2 separate regions of the Mus musculus genome follow, and region 2 is linked to region 1. Evidence: chromatin loops called from intact Hi-C (ENCODE). Cell type or tissue: left cerebral cortex. All regions are shown on one strand. Each heading gives the region's core, and the rest is flanking DNA. Links, peaks and the distances in the headings are about the cores only.

The links. Peaks named below come from ENCODE experiments on the same cell type or tissue, not always from the same donor. Only the 100,000 strongest peaks of a DNase experiment are listed, where the experiment ranks them.
Region 2: a loop joins it to region 1, with 11 times the contacts of the local background. A loop is called at or near these places in 2 of 42 quality-filtered maps.

Annotation. Positions count from the first base shown.
Region 1 is chr4:147,442,262-147,445,145 of GRCm38, forward strand. Zfp982 (zinc finger protein 982) reads left to right here and starts at 853. Exons shown (of 5, transcript NM_001371348.1): 1 at 853-1,278. It also overlaps the pseudogene Gm13161 and the pseudogene Vmn2r-ps19. In left cerebral cortex, for the core only: no CTCF peak of the experiment used is centred there; DNase peaks (open chromatin) are centred at 1,122 and 1,396; H3K4me3 peaks cover 841 bases; H3K27ac peaks cover 246 bases.
Region 2 is chr4:147,866,897-147,869,780 of GRCm38, forward strand. Miip (migration and invasion inhibitory protein) reads right to left here and starts at 1,823. Exons shown (of 10, transcript NM_001025365.2): 1 at 1,473-1,823. Fv1 (Friend virus susceptibility 1) reads left to right here and starts at 2,083. Exons shown (of 1, transcript NM_010244.3): 1 at 2,083-2,884. The coding sequence starts at 2,083. In left cerebral cortex, for the core only: a CTCF peak has its summit at 1,669; DNase peaks (open chromatin) are centred at 1,762 and 2,663; H3K4me3 peaks cover 2,008 bases; H3K27ac peaks cover 952 bases.

The sequences.
Region 1 (2,884 bases), core at 173-2,672:
ACAAATTTAGGTGGGGAGCTGGTTTACAAGAAATCACCTGAGTCAGACTCATTCCTTGTTCACAAATCACAGGAGAATGGAATTAACATCAAATATAATTAGCTCTGGGGCTATTCATAACATTTCCTCCTTTCTGTCCAATTAAAAGACTATTTTATCTCAGATATAATTGAACATAACTATTATTATTTTGTAATTTATAAAGTACTAGAGACCTAACACCCAGTCCATCATCTTTGTTAATTAAACAGAACCTCTGTCATGTATCTTTACTTAAAAGACTTATAATTCTACATCTGCATATATCTTGGCTTTATATTGAATGCCATCTTAAAACCATCCTCTCAGAACTGTTCCTCTCAAAGAAAAAAACCTGGGTTGGCTAGGAGACTACGCAGTTTTTCAACCCCATCAGAAATCCAAGAATGACTGATATTAACTGAAAATATAAAGAAAGCCTAACACAGCTTCCAAAACTTAGCCAATTTACAGAGATCACGGATCACTTGGACAGTCCCTTACTTCAACATGTTGGAGCACTGGTATTCAGCTTATTGCCCCGGGGTCATCTGACAGACTTAGAGAAACAGAAATATTTTTTAATATTTTTTATTAGATATTTTCCCCATTTTCATTTCCAATGCTATCTCAAAAGTCCCCCATACCCTCCCCCCGAGAAACAGAAATATTAAGGAGTAGCTTACTAAGGGGACCCACTTAGCCAACTCAGGTAGCTTACTAGAAAGCTCACTTGAGGAGTGGATCTGGATTAAGGGGCCGGAGGCGGGTCCTGGGCACTAACGGTTTCGACCCCGCACCCCGCCCTCCGCGCCGCACCCGAGTGGCCCCCAGTCGAGCGGGCCCCCACTTCTCGGCCCGACCCAGACCCTTCTGCGCCTCCCTTGGCCTTTGTCCGGCTCCAGGAGGCCGGCCCCGCGCCCCCTGGCAGCCGCCGGTGCCCGAGCACGCATCAGCCTCCTGGCTACATACGCGAGCTCGGGGAATCTGTGGCCTCCGTGACCCCTCTCCCCAGCCCGCCTTGTTGTGGAGCCCGGCGGGGCGGCGACTGCCAGGGCCGGGTTTGCGGCGCTCAGGAGAGGCCCCGGCTCCGCCCCGGGCCTGCACAGGGGGAGAGCGGAGCGGTCAGCAGCCGGGTCGGGTCGGGGCCCCTCCCGAGAGGAGAGTGAAGCGGCAGCGGCGGCAGAAAAGATGGAAGAACTGCATAGCCTGGACCCACGAAGGCAGGAATTACTAGAGGCCAGGTTCACTGGAGTTGGTGTAAGTAAGGGACCACTCAACAGTGTGTCTTCCAACCAGAGTTTGTGCAGCGTGGGGTCCTTGAGTGATAAAGAAGTAGAGACTCCTGAGAAAAAGCAGAATGACCTGCGAAATCGGAAAAGGAAAGCTGAGCCATATGACACTAGCAAGGGAAAGGCACTTCTAGGGGGACATAAACTTAGTGATTCCTTTGAGTTTGCTGGGGGAAGCGGGCCAGGAACCAGCCCTGGCAGAAGTGTTCCACCAGATGCATGATCCTCACGGCAACATTCCTTATCCAATCCCTTACCGCTTCGAGTAGAACCGCCTCTGTATGGTTTAGATGGCAGTGCAGCAAAGGAGGCCTCAGAAGAGCAGTCTGCTCTGCCCACCCTCATGTCAGTGATGTTAGCAAAACTGCGACTTGACACAGAGCAGTTGGCACCACAGGGAGCTGGCCTCTGCTTCACTTTCATCTCTGCTCAACAAAACAGTCCTTCTTCTATGGGTTCCAGTGTTTGAAAGTGACCTGTGATTGTGGAAGCTGCAATGAGGATACTGTCTTTTTGTTGTTGTTTTGTTGTTCTTTGTTTGTTTGTTTGGTTTTTTTTTGTTTGTTTGTTTCTTTGGGTTTTTTTTGTTTTTTTGAGACAGGGTTTCTCTGTATAGCCCTGGCTGTCCTGGAATTCACTTTGTAGACCAGGCTGGCCTTGGACTCATAAATTCCCCTGCCTCTGCCTCCCAAGTGCTGGGATTGAAGGCGTGGGCCACCATTCCCAGCGGTGATAATGTCTTTTCTCCATCACATGTTTATTAGTGCGTGAAGTGTTCAGAGGATTGGCACACCATCACAGAGCATAGATTACTATTGCATCCATACACCTTTGACATCTCTGGCCTATGGAGACCCTTTGAGAATGGATCTGGCCTATATGCATCTATGTTTCCCTGCCTTCAGAGGTCTGATTCTTGGGATTTTTGTGACTCACCCAGCACCTTCCATCTGGAAAGCCAGTAAGCACTCTCTCATCTACATTCTGCCCATTTCTCTCATCTTCTCTTTCCTTGGCTTCATAATATTCACAGGCCATTCAAACTCAGTTATTTTTATCGTGAGGCAAACCATGTTCATAGGTTCATAGACTGGGATTTTTTTCCCTAAACTTTTGGCCAAGTAGATCTTGGTTCTGGATTTCAGAGTGGTTTTGTTTTTTGTTTTTGTTTTTTGTTTTTTGTTGTTGTAGTTTTGTTTTGTTTTTTGAGACAGGGTTTCTCTTTATAGCCCTGGCTATCTTGGACCTTACTTTGTAGACCAGGCTGGCCTCAAACTCAGAAATCCGCCTGCCTCTGCCTCCCAAGTGCTGGGATTAAAGGCGTGTGCCACCATGCCCGGCTGAGTCTTTCTTTAAAGTTGGATTCTGAAACTAAAGAGCCTAGAGGAGGATCAAGCATACTGTGTAAACGACACCAAGCTGTAAGGTACATGTCCTATATCCCCCAAGTATGGTTTGTACTGATGGAGAAACAATGATCTAGGATGATTGTCTGGGACAATTTAATAGTCTGGGACTTCCAGGTGTGGTCTGCCACTACAATCTACCACAGGTCACCAAACTGCTTACTACAT
Region 2 (2,884 bases), core at 286-2,785, 420 kb after region 1:
CTTTTAACAGCTAGCTGAGGAATTGGGAGGAGTTGGGAGGAGAGTTGATAGGAGTTAGGAAGAGTTGGGAGGAGAGTTGGGAGGAGTTAGGAAGAGTTGGGAGGAGTTGGGAGGAGAGTTGGGAGGAGTTAGGAAGAGTTAGGAGGAGTTAGGAAGAGTTGGGAGGAGTTGGGAGGAGAGTTGGGAGGAGTTAGGAAGAGTTGGGAGGAGTTCTCTTCCGGGTGTCCTTGGTGAAATTTACAAGGCAGGAGTGGGGAGTGAGTTCTTTCTGAATTTTTATCTCCGTGTCATTGGCACAGGAAGGTAGGCATCTCTGGTTGTAAAGTATAGAAACAAAAAGGCTTTTTGCTGGCTATAGAGAACAAAGAGCTTTTTTCTGGCTGCATTTTTAGAGATCAGGGAAAACAAGCTTGGGGAACGTCTAGGGGCTTTACCTTCCAGGGAGAAACGCTCTAAGTCGGGGTCTCATACTATCTGGAGCTGGCACTGAACCCAGAACTGGAAGCATTAAGCCTTTTTCTCTGCCACAAGTCTTCTCCTGGTCAATTCATTTCTTTGCTTTTCTTTCTTTCTTTCTTCCTTTCTTTAATTTGCATGTATATCCCAAGGTCACACAGCTACTAAATGTCAAAAGCAGGGTTTGAACCAAAATGTAGGTTCCTGCTTGTTGTGCAGTGGCTACTTCCCCTGACTTTCAAACTTCTCCCTGATGGTGGGAGGAGAGAATCTCTTCAGAAGGCTGCAAATTCCTAGAGCTCCCTCCACAAGGTTGATTTAAACTATGTCCAGGGGAGAGCATTCTCAGATGGAGCTGCCTGAAAGCTGCGCGGGGGTGGATCAGAACCCGTGCTCGGTGGGACTGTCAGTGATGTAGCTGCCTTTGGGTCATGACCCCAATACGTACACTCCTTGGTTCACCCAGCCACACTTGGGTGGAATCGTTTCTCTGTTCTGTTGGCTGTGCTCTGGGGCAAATAAACCTTTGTTGACACATGACTCCCTATGAAGGGTCTGCACGGAGGAAAGCATGGCCCTGACTGGGACACAAACCCCACCCCCACCCCTTCTCCGGCCAGCTTTGGTCCTCAAAAATTATACTCAGGGGCTCTCTCTCTCTCTCTCTCTCTCTCTCTCTCTCTTTCTCAAAGATTTATTTATTTGTTCGGACACACCAGAAGAAGGCGTAGGATTCCATTACTGATGGTTGTGAGCCACCATGTGGTTGCTGGGAATTGAACTCAGTGGTTAAGAGCACTGAGCCGTCTCTCCAGACACTTTCTTTTGCTTCTGGAAGAGATGTCTGCAATATAAAGAAGCACTTCCCACTTCTCTTACAACCCCAGCCCAGACTCCTCCAGCCGAATCAGACCCCCCTATCCTTCCCAGCCCTGCCACCCTACAGGCCCCTGGAGACTTGGGTTTCGGAGCAGGCTGCAGGGGGCGAGCAGAGAAGACCCCAGCATCTCACTCACGCGCACTCAGGCAGGGTGCACACCGGGGCCTAGGCGCTTGCCCCTTCTCTACCGGTCTAGCGGGACGAAGGCACGCCTCTGTGGTCCCGAGATCAGCGGCTGCCATGGATAAAAGGACGCCAACGCTCTCCGCCCGAAAGCCCAGATTCCCAGCAGCCGGGGAATCCGCCTCCAGCAGGGGCGGAACCTCCAGTGGTTGTCCTAATTGGCTAAGGCTGGGGCGGGGCCTCCGCCGCTGTCCTGCTCGGCCAATTGACAGTGCCAGGACGCCTTATATTTGTTTCTTCGCATCCGGAAGCGGCAGTTTCAATATGGAAAGGAGGGGCTAATGGGACCTCATTGCTGATTGGTTAACTGTTAATGCTAATTCTACCAATTCAAATTGAGGACAGGCTCTGGTTGGTCAGTAGTACTCGGTTACGCAATTTCCGGATGTAAAGTCTCTAATGGCAGTGGATAGGTGGGGCTAGAGACTCCGGCAACTTTGACCTTTTCACGCGGACCCCACACTAGCAACTCCCCAGAGTGCTTTTGCCAGGGACGAACTGGAATTTGGATCCGAGGCTTGTAGGACGCAGTAGCCGAGTTCTAGGGAAACAAAAGTCTGAAGATGAATTTCCCACGTGCGCTTGCTGGTTTCTCGAGCTGGCTCTTCAAACCTGAACTTGCCGAGGACTCTCCGGATAATGACTCTCCGGATAATGACACTGTTAACCCATGGCGTGAGCTGCTGCAGAAGATAAATGTGGCCGATCTCCCCGATTCATCCTTTTCGAGCGGTAAGGAACTTAATGACTCTGTGTACCATACTTTTGAACATTTCTGCAAGATTAGGGACTATGACGCAGTTGGCGAGCTGCTTCTGGCATTTCTGGATAAAGTAACAAAGGAAAGGGACCAATTCAGAGATGAAATTTCCCAGCTCCGAATGCACATAAATGATCTAAAGGCTTCTAAGTGTGTCCTGGGGGAGACTCTTCTTTCCTACCGCCACAGGATTGAAGTTGGGGAAAAACAGACTGAAGCCCTCATTGTGAGGTTAGCTGATGTGCAATCCCAGGTCATGTGTCAGCCTGCCCGGAAAGTGTCTGCAGATAAGGTGAGGGCACTGATTGGTAAAGAATGGGATCCGGTAACCTGGGATGGAGATGTGTGGGAGGACATAGATTCTGAAGGGTCTGAGGAAGCTGAGTTGCCCACTGTCTTGGCCTCTCCATCCTTGTCTGAGGAAAGTGGTTATGCCTTGTCTAAAGAACGCACCCAGCAGGACAAAGCAGATGCCCCTCAGATCCAGTCTTCAACATCCTTAGTTACTTCTGAACCTGTCACCAGACCCAAGTCTCTGTCTGACCTTACAAGTCAGAAACACCGCCATACTAATCATGAACTCAATTCACTTGCTCACTCAAATC